Regions from separate parts of the Homo sapiens genome. Here region 2 is linked to region 1. Evidence: chromatin loops called from intact Hi-C (ENCODE). Cell type or tissue: PC-9. All regions are shown on one strand. Links, peaks and the distances in the headings refer to the core of each region. The heading gives the core; the rest is flanking DNA.

What was found. A loop is a pair of places that touch in the nucleus more often than their neighbours do. Peaks named below come from ENCODE experiments on the same cell type or tissue, not always from the same donor. Only the 100,000 strongest peaks of a DNase experiment are listed, where the experiment ranks them.
Region 2: a loop joins it to region 1, with 7 times the contacts of the local background. A loop is called at or near these places in 2 of 110 quality-filtered maps.

Annotation. Positions count from the first base shown.
Region 1 is chr3:16,603,548-16,611,022 of GRCh38, forward strand. DAZL (deleted in azoospermia like) reads right to left here and starts at 1,876. Exons shown (of 11, transcript NM_001351.4): 1 at 1,656-1,876. The coding sequence starts at 1,658. In PC-9, for the core only: no CTCF peak of the experiment used is centred there; a DNase peak (open chromatin) is centred at 3,024; H3K27ac peaks cover 1,336 bases.
Region 2 is chr3:16,725,217-16,732,691 of GRCh38, forward strand. The region is part of intron 1 of PLCL2UT (PLCL2 upstream transcript); the gene reads left to right. Among named protein-coding and RNA genes, the nearest start is that of PLCL2UT, 4.8 kb to the left of the region's middle. In PC-9, for the core only: no CTCF peak of the experiment used is centred there; DNase peaks (open chromatin) are centred at 3,705 and 4,345; H3K4me3 peaks cover 1,724 bases; H3K27ac peaks cover 2,500 bases.

The sequences.
Region 1 (7,475 bases), core at 1,798-4,297:
TATTAGCCAGGCTGGTCTCGAACTCCTGACCTCAAGTGATCCACCCGCCTCAGCCTCCTAAAGAGATTGATTACAGGCGTGAGCCACCGCGCCCAGCCCATGATAGTATTGTTTTAATATTGAAAAAGTATTCATCATAAGCGAATTCGGTAAAATAATGGTATAATTTTTAACATATACTGAAAATTAAAATTATCTTCAGAACAATGCCCACATCAATTGAAAGATGCAAGTTGTAAAATAGTATTATGCAGCACGGTGTAACTCTTGTAAAAGTTGGCCCATCTATATGCAATACATGCATAAAAATAATCTAGAAGGTCATACATGTACCAAAATTTAACGGTTATAAGTGTTGGGATTAAGATGGATTGCTATTTTCTTACAGCGATTGTTTTCAAATGAGTAAATATGATACTTTTATAATCAGAAAAATAATCCAATGAAACAATTCGGATTTAACTCTAAAAATGAAAAGTGTTATAATAAATAATTACTTACAACTCAAGGTGATTACTTTTTATTAGCATGGATAACTATATGTTGCACAATTACACATAATAGGTGTTTATTTTTATTTTAATGTTTATACATGGTAATATAAACTGTGTATAAATTTCCTCCCTGAAGAGACTGAGAATTATCAATGCAGACACACACACAGCATGTAATACGCGCGTTCGTGACTCAGTGGTTGGTCTGCGTGTTCAGAGCTGCATCTTGTGGTGGCGCTGAAGCAACGCTAGGCATTTACCAAACTCACAAAAACGCACACCCAACGCTATCTACCAAATGGACATTTTGTCAAAGGATCCTGGTTTATCGAGAGGGAAAAAACCGTACCCAGAATTTAAAAATTCTAAAATTCTTAATGGTAACTGCTGAAACCAACCTCGTGCGGCAAAGATGGCGTCAGGCGAGCTTTTCTGTCGCCGCCACACGAGGGAGCCGCCATCAGCAAGTCCCCCGCAGCTGACAGGCGCGAGGGGACCAGAGGCACTTCCGGCCCAGCCCCCTCAGCTACAGGGCCATGCCTTCAGGACGCCCCACACCCCACGCTGAGGCCCCCACGAACCCCGCCCACCCCACCAAGTACAGGGACCAGGAGGGAACCACTTCCTAAGGAAGCTCCGGCCCTCGAAGTTTAAGAAGGCAAGTCCCTCAGCAGGCCCGCCGCCATCTTGCGGAGCCACGGGGAGAGCGCGCCAGAAATGAGGCTGGCGGGGCGGAGGCGCGTGGGAGTGGGGGAGGGGCGGAGGCGCGTGAGTGGGGGAGCGCGTGGGAGTGGGGGCGGGGTGGGGCAGTCGGGGGTGGGGAACCCGCACCCCAAACCTCTGCCAGTAGAGAACCCGAACCGGGAAATGGGTGCCTCAAGAAGGCCGTGGCCCTTGCACGTGGCCGGCGAGGCAGCGCGTCCTCGGGGCCCACCCCCACCTTGCCGCCCTTGGCGTCCCGCGCCTGCCTCTCTGTGTAGGCCGCGCCACTGCCAGGCCGCCTCTCCCAACTCTGTGGGCCATGGCTGTGGTGCGTCCAGGCAGGTGCCCCCCAAACAGGAAAGCCGAGGATGACTTCACTTTCCGACCCTGCAGAGCCGAGTTTCACCCACGAGTGAAGACTCCGCCAGCCTTGCCCCTCGGGCCTCTCCCTCAACTCACCATGATGGCGGCAGGCAGCAGTTCCCGACCGGCTCCAGGAGGAGCAGAGGCTGTGCTTGGCGCACCACTTCTGGGGCTGCTGTGAGGTCCGCTGGAACCCGCTGCGCGGCTTCGAGTGGTCAAAGGAGCCAAAGATGAAGAGAAAAGGAAAACCAAGAGCGGGTGACAAGGCTGAGGAGCCCCGAAAGGCGGACCGTCAGGCTGAGGAGCGCAGGCGGACTGAGGCGTGGTCCGCGGGGCTCAGGGAGGTGGCTCCTGCGCCGGGTATCGGGGCGCGTGGTATCGGCCTCAGCCAATGGGTGGCAGCGCCCCGCCCCCTGCGTGGGGGGGCTGCGGGGGACGACGGCGCCCACGCGGCGGGGGCGTAGGGTACGCAGCGCGTGTGCGCAGGTCCGGTGCCTCAGTCCCAGGAAGGCGCCGCGCTCACATAGACCCACAGACACACACATCACCCCCAAAACACCCCTAAAATAAGTATGCATACTGAAATGTATGGTATAGTTTACAAAAATGATAATCTAATGTGTCTAGGCTGCAGTTTCCAAATGGCTTCTCTAAGGCACAGGGTTAGCGCCATCACTTTTAGCTTCACACTCACCCCAAAATCTTTTTTAAATGCCTACAGAAATAAATCGAAGCAAGTCTGTGGAAAACAGAAGGAGACATCAACAGGCCAGAAACTTGCACTCCTTTCTGTCAAGTTTGAGATAGAAGGGGTTGGATGGGAGGAAATGCCAGTTTGACATTCAGGATGTTTGTTCTTTCAAGAAATAGTTACTGAGTGCCTGTGATTACCAGGTACAGCAGATGCAGGAGTGAACAGAATAACAGAACATGTGTTTGCTCAGGGATCTTACATTTTAATGGGAGAATTCACCTTCCAGGCCTTACAGGAAGGCGCTAGGCCTGCCTAGAGAATTCTAGAACATTCTTAAGGTCAGAATACGGGCGTAGAGCAGGAGCAAGCTGTGGGCCAGTTGGTGGAGCCCATCACGTAACTTCGGGAACCACTGCAGCACCTTAGCTATACACACAGGGCTAAGTAGCTATGACCTTTATCCACAAACTTCACTTCTGTACTGACGGAAAGCATTAAAATGTTACTTTTTGAGCTGGCAAAACGGTGGACTTCTATAACGTGAGCAGTATCTCATTACTAACACCTAGTAATGCGGGATTAAAATAAAACGTTTTATTTTCAATATGCAGCTAAACCCATAAGAAAAGAAGGGAAATTCCAAGTACCAAAAATAAACTGAAAACCAGAGCAATGACTTATTCAACTGATTCTTCTCCTGCCCGGGATATGGGGGCTGGGCTGTAGGGCAGCCAGTCATACTAGTTTGCCCAGGACTTACATGATTTTAGCACTGAGAAATTCCTACGTCCCTAAGGAAACCAGAAGGATTGGTCATCCTAGGTGTGGGCAAAGTGTTGTTACTCTCTGTAACTTGAGATCTGGATGTTTAGTGGTAGGAGGTAAGGGCTCAGGGTGGGAGCTGGAACTGAGTACTCTGCAAAACGCCATTGTCCCTAAAATCCTTAGGAAAAGGATGGAGTAGGGAAAATGTGAAACACCCATGGCGAGCAGATGAGGAGGCTTGTCCCATCTCTGGATGAAGAAAATATGTATTTAACTCTGATTAAATTTCAAAACCCTAGACCTGCATTTCATCAACGTTTGGAGTTTAAATCTATAATATATTATTGGAATCCCCAAGCCAAGAAATGGATCCTCCTACACCATCACCCTCTCTCCTGCCTTAAGAGATCCTAGACATGGGGCATCTAGAATGCCTGGCAGAAGCAAACATAAAACCGACTTGAATGAATGCTTCTGCAACCTAGGCTGAAAGTGATTCTCATAAGAAAATGACCCTTTAATGAAAAGCTCACAATAAAAAATTATACAATACTACTTACCTTGAATAAGAATGGCATACGAAAAAGAAAGTTAAAATGTCAAAAACTAACAGAAGCAGCTTCTTTTGCATTGTGTATACGTGGTTTTTTTTTCTTTTTCTCAGTTTTTTTCCTCAACTTATTTGGAGTAATGCTCACGCTCTGGCTCTCTCTCTCTCTCTCTCTATGTGTGTGTATATGTATTATATTAATTATTAATTATTAATTATATTATATTAATTATTAATTATATTATATTAATTATATTATATTAATTATATATATATATATATTTTGAGACAGAGTCTCGCTCTGTTGCCCAGGCTGGAGTGCAGTGGCGCAATCTCGGCTCACTGCAAGCCCCGCCTCCTGGGTTCATGCCATTCTCCTGCCTCAGTCTCCCGAGTAGCTGGGACTATAGGCGCCTGCCACCAAGCCCGGCTAATTTTGTTTTTGTATTTTTAGTAGAGATGGGGTTTCACCGTGTTAGCTAGGATGGTCTCAATCTCCTGACCTCGTGATCCGCCCGCCTCAGCCACCCAAAGTGCCGGGATTACAGGCGTGAGCCAATGCACTCCGTATTTTTAAGTGATTTGTATTACTATTTTAAAATGTAAACTTAAAATATAAAGCTAATAAATAGCTTTACTTTCTTCTTGAATAATGCAAAGGCCTTTAGGATGTCTTAGCTCTACACACCCTCCCCTCTCTCAGTTTATAAGTTATTCACTATTTTAGTTCTATCCTGGTTTCATCATATAAATTAGACGTCGTTTTTTAGACACACCCACATATGTAACAACATTTTGCTTACCATTTCTTTGCATATCTCAGATCTTCCTTCTGAATCATTTTCCTTGTGCCTGTAGCAAATTCTTTAGAATTTCCTTGAATGAGAGTGTGATGTGGTAAACCCTTGCGTTTTTTTCCACCTGAAATATTTTGATTTTTCCCTGCTGTTTCATGATAATTCTACTGAATATATAATTTTAGGTTTACAAGTATTTTTTCCCCCCTCAGAATATTGAGCATATTACTCTGTTATCTTCTATTTTCTATTGCTACTGAGAAATCTGCTGTCAGTCTTTTTGATGTTTAAGACCAATTTTTCTTTGGTGTTCTGAATTTTCACAATGATGTAAGTAGATGTGGAGTTTTAAAAAATTTCTCCTGCTTAGGAGTTTTAAGACTTTCTGGATTTGTGTATTAGCTCTTAATAATTCTGAACAGTTTCACCCGTTTTCTTGTTAAAGATTAGCTGGTTAAGGGATTAAACATTATTTGTATTTTATATTTCATAAGTTATTCTTATAATTTACTTTTCTTTAGATCATGAATTTTTCAAAGGTTGGTGCTGTTTTCTTGAAATCGCTTAATAGAAAGAATTTTATCTAAGATCAAAACTGACTGTATCCATTTCAATGTGTTAAGATTAGTGGCATAATTCGTATCAGTTCAGAAATAAATCTCTATATTGCTTCCTATATGGGGGGAGAAGAAAAAAACGCTGGTGTCTTTGAACACCTCTGCCAGTTCTTCTGTGCTCCTAAAGCCTACGGCTTTGGAAAGAAGGCTATGTTTGTATAGGCACTTGAACTTCACTTCTGCAAATCATTTTCAAGATTTTTGTTATATCTGTCCTGAGTCTCTATTATTATTTACCTGTTTTAAAAATTAACTTCTTGTCCTAAACAACAATATTTGCAAGATCAGACTTACTGTTTTAGCTACATTTTTTTAACAATGACATTAAAATAAATACAGAATGATTAGAATTTAAAACAATGTTTGTTTATGCATCACTTCATACCACATACTCCCAGGGCAGCGAGTAACATAGTTTTGGGAAACACTGGATTAGCAGAACTCTATAGAGCTTTAGATATGCAAACTTAGGCCCAAGGGACTAAAGAGTAGAGTTTCAAATTGTTCTGCCTAATAAATGAGAGTAATCATATTACAAGGGGAGAAACCAAGCAAGACAGGGAAATTGGAGGTCCTAGAAGCTGGAGAAAAGAAGTAACCTTGCAGGTCAGCATGTTAGCTCATGCTTGTAATCCCCACACTTTGGGAGGCTGAGGCCGATGGATCACTTGAGTTCAGGAGTTTGAGACCAGTCTGGGCAATGTGGTGAAACCCCGTCTCTACCAAAAATACAAAAAATTAGCTGGGTGTGGCAGTGTGCACCTGTGGTCCCTGCTTCTCAGGAGGCTGAGGTGGGAGGATCATTTGAGCGTGGGAGGTGGAGGTTGTAGTGAGCCAAGATCACCCCACTGCATTCCAGCCTGGGTGACACAGTGAGACTCTGTCTCAAAAAAATAAAAAATAACCTTGCAAAGTGACAAAAAGTTGGAGCCTGCAGTGAAAGGTATCTGAGTACATTAGAATCATGTGGGGAACTTTAAAAAATTTATATGCCCATGCCTCGCCCCAAACCAATTAAATCAGCTGAGGGCAAGGCTCATAAGTCAGTGTGTGTGTGTGTGTGTGTGTATATATATATATATATATATATATATAAATGTTTCTCTAGTTACTCCAGTATGCAGCCATATTTGAAAATCGGTGCTATAGAGCCTTGCTACTCAAAGTGTGATCCTCAGATCAGCAGCTTCACATCACGTGAGTGCTGTAGAATCTCAGGCCCCACCCTAAACCTACTGAATCAGAATCTGCATTTTAACAAGATCTCCAAATGGCTCATGTGCACACTGAAGGTGAAGAAACATTGCCATAGAGAGCACTTGTCATAAACAACTTACCTCCCTGGATTTGAGAATCCTTCACCTTACAAATTAAGAGTCTACTTTCTCAGCCTTTCTTGCAGCTAACAGCTTGGGCAGGTGACCTACACAACATCAATGAGATGCAGCCATCCTAAATTTTGAATAGGGGACTAATGATGCCATAATGAAGGGACTGCAGAGAATACTTTCTGGAGAAGAGTATCAACAGCAGCAGCAGCCATGGTATAGGTTAGAGCTGCAATGACTGCTACTGTCAGTTGTGCAAACCATGGTGTACTCAGTGCCAGCTGAGGTTTCTTCACTGGACAAGTTCTGCAGCATGATTTCGTGTGTCATTCCTGGAGACAACCTGACCCTTTGGTTCATTTTGAGATTCTGTGAGCTAGTTACCCAATAAATTTTAATAAGTTCTTTTCCTGCTTAAACCAGCCAAAACTTCTGTGACTATTGCTTACAACAAAGCTTCTGGACTACATTAGGTGATGAGTGAGGTCAGCCAAACTGCTTTTAAAAAGAAGGTTAACAGCTAAAAGATTTATGACTCTTTGCTGTGATTATGTAGCAATGTCCTGCTATTGTGTCCAACCTTTAGTAAGCTTCCAGTACACACACAAATGCCTTATGTCAGTGGTGTTTTGCGAGGAGTCTCAAGGACACTCTCCATTGCAACATGGGACAGGGATAGCATGCTGATCTACAGCAAGATGACCCACAGATGAAATAATTCAGCAGGAACAGTAGCTTACAGCCAAAAGTGACCTGGAAAAGCAAAAATCATAAGCTCAGTATTCCCAGCAAGATAGAAAGAAATATGTGCTATTTCCATTGCATGTAAGCAGATGTTTAAACCAATTCCATTTAAATCTCAAGGTATGGTGCCTTGTCTTTTATTGGGCCTGCATTCATGTGGTCCAGCATAGCAACACACATCTCATGTACACTTGTGAATACTTGCAGAGACATCTATCAACTGAGCAATGTTGCTTAAGCCCTGCTTATTCACCTTTAACCCTGGTACCTGCAATAATAGTTTATTCACTCAAAACTTAAATCTCCTAAGCAGGTCGTCTGAATTTTGGGGTTGGTCTGAAGCAAACTGACATAATCTTCACGATGGCCTCATGATACTTGCCTAAATATTTAACTGAAAAATGATTGACTTGTTAAAAGT
Region 2 (7,475 bases), core at 2,614-5,113, 120 kb after region 1:
CAGATATCCACTGAAGTACTTGAAAAGACATCTACACAGTTAGCTCTGACTTTTATTCATGTGTAACTTCAATCAAAATTACATATGAAGGATGCCCACTGATGCACTGTTTTTAATAAAGAAAAAATGGAAACAACCCCAGTGTGCATTCATAGAGAAGCAGTAAATAATTGTAAATTCATATAGTATAATACGAAATAGCAATGTAACTACTGACACAGAATGTGGCCTTGATATAAATTAAGGGAAAACAACAAGTTGTAAAGCAGTGTTTAAAGTTTAAATTTTTTGTAAAAATGTTATTTCTGTGAATATTGCCCCAAATTGTTAAGAGTAGCTTTCTTATAGGAAGTTACTATTGGATTCCCTTTTGGTGGGTTATAAACTCCTAAAATGTGATATTTTAGAATGAGCAATATTAATTTTATAGTTAAACCAATAAAGATTAAATTTTAAAAATTCATTATAAATACTAAAAAAAAGTACAAATATTATCACCCATTTTGTAGGTTGTTTTTCACTTTCTTGATAGTGTCCTTTAAGACACAAATATTTTACATTTTGGTCAAGTCCCATTTATCTATTTTTGCCTTTGTCACTTGTACTTTTGGTGATGTATCTAAGAAACCTCTGCCTAGTGGGAGGTCATGAAAATTTACACCTTTGTTTTATTCTGAATTTTATAGTTTTAGCTCTTAAATTTAGGTCTTTGGCCTATTTTGAGTCAATATTTATATATGGTGTGAGGTACAGGTCTGTGTAGTAAAAAATTTGGCCTCACCCCGAGAGAGGACTAGCTTTTGCCCTCAGCTTCTGAGAGTTGATCTATATAATACTTAATGGGAGTGTCCTTGTTTAGGGTGGCAGCTGGCCACACCAGATCTTAGGGTGAGGCTAGCTACACAAGAAAGACCAAATATGTGATTTAGGGTGGGGGCTGGTCATGCTAGAAAGATCAACATGTGATTCAGAGTGTGAGCTTTGGGTCACATGGTGTAAGTCAACTTAGAGACTGAATTCAATCATGTTGGCAGTCTGTCAGTCATGTGCACATAATGAAACCCCAATATAAACTCTGGATACTGAAGTTCAGGTGAGCTTCTCTCACTGGCAATACTCTGCATATTGCCACACATTGATGCTGGGAAAGTATACATGCTGACTCCACAGGAAAGGGGACACAGAAGCTTCAGGTTTGGCATCTTCCCAAACTCTGCCCTGTACTTCTTCCTTTGACTAATTTGAATATGCATCCTTTCCCTATAATAAACTGTAAAAATCAGTATAACAACTTTCAGTGAAATCCTGTGAGTCCTTATGGAAAATTATGAAAACTGAAAGTGGCTTTGGGAACCTACCAGAAATTGCAGTTGCTGTCAGAAGTGAGGGCCATTTTGTGGATATTGTGCTCTCTAAACTTGTAGTTGGCTCCAAATTATCACAGTTGGTGTCAGAAGAGGGATTCATGGGACCAAACCTGACTCACTGGAGCATGTAGTTTGGGAAGAAAAAGGATGAAAGGGTGGATGTTAATGAACTTTTCATTTCTGGATGGCTACAGAGTCAGCCATGATATGGAACTATAGCTGTGCTATAATCAGTTACTGAAGGTAAAAGTTACCAATGGAATTTTAAAATGATGGACCCAACTCTAAGAAGTTGTCTCACTGGATGCCTAAGGAAATGCAGAGTAACAAGAAAAAGAAAAAGAAAAATATATGATATTTGGTTACTGTTATCTGTCATATCTAAAATGTGAGTAAGAAGTAATGCAAGAATTTTGGTGTAAATCCTAATGCTGGGCAAAGCTTGGATTCCAGCTGGTTCAAGCTGCAACTATTAGCCTGTAGAGCCTCTACCAACGAATATAGTTAAAATAAAAACAAAAGAAAGTGTTTGTGTGGACCCCCATCCTGGGTCTAGCCTGGATTCCTTCTATTCCAAGCTACAGCTGCTAGCCTCAGAACCCCTATGAAAGGAAAAATTATGCTGAAACAACAGATAGGGAAATAGGTTAGAATGATTTATAAGAGAATAGGTACAACAAAGGGGAAAGAAAGAGGGGCAAATTGTGCACAAATTTGGCTAAGCAAAGTGGAAAACTTTAAATGGTCGTTAAGAAATGAGGTGAATAAAGCAAATATTAATGTAGCCAAAACTAAGTCCTTAATGTGGTATTCTCAGAGCTTGGGTGGAGAATGGCAGCCCTGCTGCTCTCCCAGTATTGAAAGGCCTAAACAAATCAGATATAGCAGGCGGTGGGGGTGGGCTGGGCTGGCTGGGGGAGGTGGTCAGGGAACCACCTGGTCCCAGGGGTGCCAAAGAGAACAGCTCAAATCATCAAGCATCGTTGATGATAGCCAGTCATCTAGTGACCAGTAGAAACAAGGAACCAGGTGGTTTTCAGAGGACAGCATGAAAACCTGCACATAGGCCAGCGGGCTTCTCCCCTGGAGATCATGCAATTTTCCTCCCTCTAGATGCTATCTTGGAGAAGAGAGAAAACAGCCAAGTTGCATCATTTGATTTGACTATATGACTAGACATTTACATTTTTTTTTTTTTTTTGAGATGAAGTCTCACTCTGTCGCCCAGGCTGGAGTGCAGTGGCACGATCTGGGCTCACTGCAACCTCCGCCTCCTGGGTTCAAGTGATTCTCCTGCCTTGGCCTCCTGAGTAGCTGAGATTACAGGTGTGCACCACTACACCCAGCTAATTTTTTGTATTTTTAGTAAAGGCAGGGTTTCACCATGTTGGCCAGGCTGGTCTCAAACTCCTGACCTTGTGATTCACCTGCCTCAGCCTCCCAAAGTGCTGGGCTTACAGGCATGAGCCAACGTGCCTGGCTGATATTTACTGTTTTTACTCCATCATGTCTATACTTGGCTTCTATATCATTTGAAGAAGGTATTCTGCTGTTTACTGAAAACTGAACAAAGAAAAAACCCCATAGATAAAAAATTTTTGGTGTTAGTAAACTGAAAAAGGCTGTTTTAAACAGGAAAATATTGAGATAACTTTAATCAATGAGTTTAAGATTTTACTCTCTCCACTGGAAAGAACACCTAAGAGGACAATGAGATCAATTCTAGAAACAAAGGAACACTGCATATATATAATCTAGCACATATGAATTATACTGCTTATATTTTGACCTATTTCATGTCAAATACATAAAGCATAGGTGATTTGGTGCAGGAGGGTGAAAAGGGGGCAGGCGGATTACTTGTACCCCTCACCAGAAAATCCCTGTGGCACCTCCAGAGGCAGATAGAAGTGTTTGAAACCCAGTGATCCATCTGGGGAAATTGGTCCTTCTATCTTTAAGTGACTTTACAATAACACAACTACTTAGTTAGTGCAGGAGCCCACACTGGCACCCAGGGACTTAACTTCTAGGACTTTAACAAGGAATAGACCATGTCAACCTCATTCCTTATCAGCAGGTTGGCATTTTCGTCTGAACAAATAATGTATTACATTTTCAGCCAATTGCTTTTGAAACAAGGGCTTTCTGTTGATCTAATGTTCATTATGAAGTCTAGTTCCAAGATTCTTTTTGCTCATTTTATCATGGTGCCTATTCTCTTTCAACTTCTAGACAGAAATTTTTTACTATGGGTATACAGATCTAACGTTGTGTCTCAGGGGTTTTCAACCTTGTTACTCTTGACATTTGGACCAGATATTTCTTTGTGAGGTAAGAGGGCTGTCCTCTGCATTCTAAGATGTTTAGTAACATCCTGGCCTTTACTCACTGCATTCCAGGAGGACTATCACCCCACCTCCACCCCAGTTTAGACAAAAAAAAAAATCCTCTATATATTGCCAAATGTCCCCTGGGGAGGCAAAATTACCCATATTTGAGAACCACTGCTCTTTCATTATGATATAAACTGATTCCAAGATATCCCTCTGGTGTACCCACTCCTGACTGATCTCCAGCCTAATCACTGTGGATGAATACTCTCCAACAATGAGGGGTACTGGAGGAAAGGACTGTGTATTCACGATTCATTACTCCCCTCCCCAACAGTGAATTAGTAACACTCTTGGTTCAGGCTGCTTCACTTCTGTAAGGATGAGTAAATTTGTTGAGAAACAAATTATTCAATGATACTTGTTAAAGCATGGTAAGGAAGACTTCAATTCAAGACCATTACAATAGGTGTGGGGACAATTAAAATGGGATCTTGCAGTCAGGGAGAGAGATTGGACTCAACTCTGAATATGGAAAGGAGAAATTTACAGCCAAGGAGCAGGGTGAGGGTCAGTGGTTGGAAAATTACTAAGGGAGATTCTGGCTAAACCGACCCAACAAGATTCTTGCTGAAGACAGGCCAGGGTGATCAGACATCACCTGGGGGATGATGGAGGGTGTGTAACATAATCAGATATCAAGGATAATCAGATATTGAAGACAGAGCGTTCTGGCTAAACTTACTAAGCAGGTCCCTTTGCTAAAGCTGGATTTTACAAGGAAGTGCACAGATGGGCCCTGGGAGAAGGTCCAGAATCCTGAGTAAAGTTTGGCCAAGAGAAGACTCTTTGTCACATTTCAGATGAATCTATCATGAAACAATTAGTGTTTCTGCTGATATTATACAAAATATAAAGAAAGAATATATAGAAAGAGCTGGACATCAGCCTGAAGATATTGTTGAATCTTATTGTTCAAGTCATGTTGATGTGGGTTTTTTTAACTTGGAGTTAAAAGAATACTAACTAATGAAATTAGGCAGCTTAAATGAATTCATTTTGAATAATTAAGGTTTTCACTACTCAATCAGGCCTAATAGCATGATTTTCCAAAGAGTGAATCATACTTAAAGATAATCAGATATGTTCTCACCAGTTCAAGACAGTCTGAGGGGTAAACTTAGCCCAGAGAAGAAGAGATGGAGTTAGAGTCCATAGGGCAAAGTCTTCTTATTCTCAATCTCCTTGTTTGTTCCCTAGATCATATTGTTAATCTTGGAGTTCTGGAAAACACTTACTCTGAACTTACCCATCTCAAATTCTTCTACTGTGTCTCCCTCCTTTAATATACTTTAGCTTTTATTCATTCCTTAATTAAGAAAATATTAATTGAGTGTGTGCAATGGGTCAGCCTCTGCTCTGGGGCCACAGATGCAGAGGTGAGAAAGAAACACATGGCCCCAGCCCTCACAAAGTGTGTGGATGAGATTCAAGAAGATGAAGGTGGAATAGAGGAATGACATTAACAAATTTTTTTATTGTGGTAAAATATACATAACATAAAATTTACAATTTTAATAATTTTTTCTTTTTTTAAATTATACTTTAAGTTCTGGGATACATGTGCAGAATGTCCAGGTTTGTTACATAGGTATACATGTGCCATGGTGGTTTGCTGCACCCATCAACCCGTCATCTACATTAGGTATTTCTCCTAATGCTATCCTTCCCCTAGCCCCCCACCTCACAACAGGCCCCGGTGTGTGATGTTCCCATCCCTGTGCCCATGTGTTCTCCTTGTTCAACTCCCATTTATGAGTGAGAACATGTGGTGTTTGGTTTTCTGTTCTTGTGTTAGTTTGCTGAGGATGATGGTTTCCAGCTTCATCCATGTCCCTGCAAAGGACATGAACTCATTCTTTTTTATGGCTGCATAGTATTCCATGGTGTATATATACCACATTTTCTTTATCCAGTCTATCACTGATGGGCATTTGGATTGGTTCCAAGTCTTTGCTATTGTGAACAGTGCTGCAATAAACATATGCGTGCATGTGTCTTTATAGTAGAATGATTTATAATCCTTTGGGTATATACCGAGTAATGGGCTTGCTGGGTGAAATGGTATTTCTGGTTCTAAATCCTTGAGGAATTGCCACATTGTCTTCCACAATGGTTGAACTAATTTACACTCCCACCACTCCCTTTTTCTCTAGATTCCTCCTCTCTGGGAAGGGCATCTCTGAAAGAAAGGCAGCAGTCCCAGTCAGGGGCTTATAGATAAAACTCCCATCTCCCTCGGACAGAGCACCTGGGGGAAGGGGCGGCTGTGGGTACAGCTTCAGCTGACTTAAATGTTCCTGCCTGCCAGCTCTGAAGAGAGCAGTGGAACTCCTAGCACAGCGCTTGAGCTCTGTGAAGGGACAGACTGCCTCCTCAAGTGGGTCCCTGACCCCTGTGCCTCCTGACTGGGAGACACCTCCCAGGAGGGGTCAACAGACACCTCATACAGGAGGCATCTGGCAGGTGCCCCTCTGGAACAAAGCTTCCAGAGGAAGGCACAGGCAGCAATCTTTGCTGTTTTGCAGCCTCCACTGGTGATACCCAGGAAAACAGGGTCTGGAATGGACCTCCAGCAAACTCCAGCAGACCTGCAGCAGAGGGGCCTGAAGGAAAACTAACAAACAGAAAGGAATAACATCAACATCAACAAAGAGGATGTCCACACAGAAACCCCATCTGAAGGTCACCAACATCAAAGACCAAAGGTAGATAAATCCATGGAGATGAGAAAAAAACAGCGTAAAAAGGCTGAAAATTCCAAAAACCAGAACACCTGTTCTCCTCCAAAGGATCACAACTCCTTGCCAGCAAGGGAACAAAACTGGATAGAGAATGAGATTGACGAATTGACAGAAGTAGGCTTCAGATGGTGGTTAATAACAAATTCTTCTGAGCTAAAGGAGCATGTTCCAACCCAATGCAAGGAAGCTAAGAACCTTGAAAAAAGGTTAGAGGAATTGCTAACTAGAATAACCAGTTTAGAGAAGAACAGAAATGACCTGATGGAGCTGAAAAACACAGCATGAGAACTTTGTGCAGCATATACAAGTATCAACAGCTGAATTGATGAAGCAGAAGAAAGGATATCAGAGACTGAAGATCAACTTAATGAAATAAAGTGTGAAGAAAAGATCAGAGAAAAAAGAATGAAAAGTAACAAACAAAGCCTCTAAGAAATATGGGACTATGTGAAAAGACCAAACCTACGTTTGATTGGTGTAACTGAAAGTGACAGGGAGAATGGAGCCAAGTTGGAAAACACTCTTCAGGATATTATCCAGAACTTCCCCAACCTAGCAAGCCAGGTGAACATTCAAATTCAGGGAATACAGAGAACACCACAAAGATACTCCTTAAGAAGACCAACCCCAAGACACATAATCGTCAGATTCACCAAGGTTGAAATGAAGGAAAACATGTTAAGGGCAGACAGAGAGAAAGGTCAGGTTACTCACAAAGGGAAACCCATCAGACTAACAGCGGATCTCTCTGCAGAAACCCTACAAGCCAGAAGCGAGTGGGGGCCAATATTCAACATTCTTAAAGAAAAAAATTTCCAACCCAGAATTTCATATCCAGCCAAACTAAGCTTCATAAGTGAAGGAGAAATAAAATCCTTTACAGACAACCAAATGCTGAGAAATTTTGTCACCACCAGGCCTGCCTTAAAAGAGCTCCTGAAGGAAGCACTACATATGAAAAGGAAAAACCA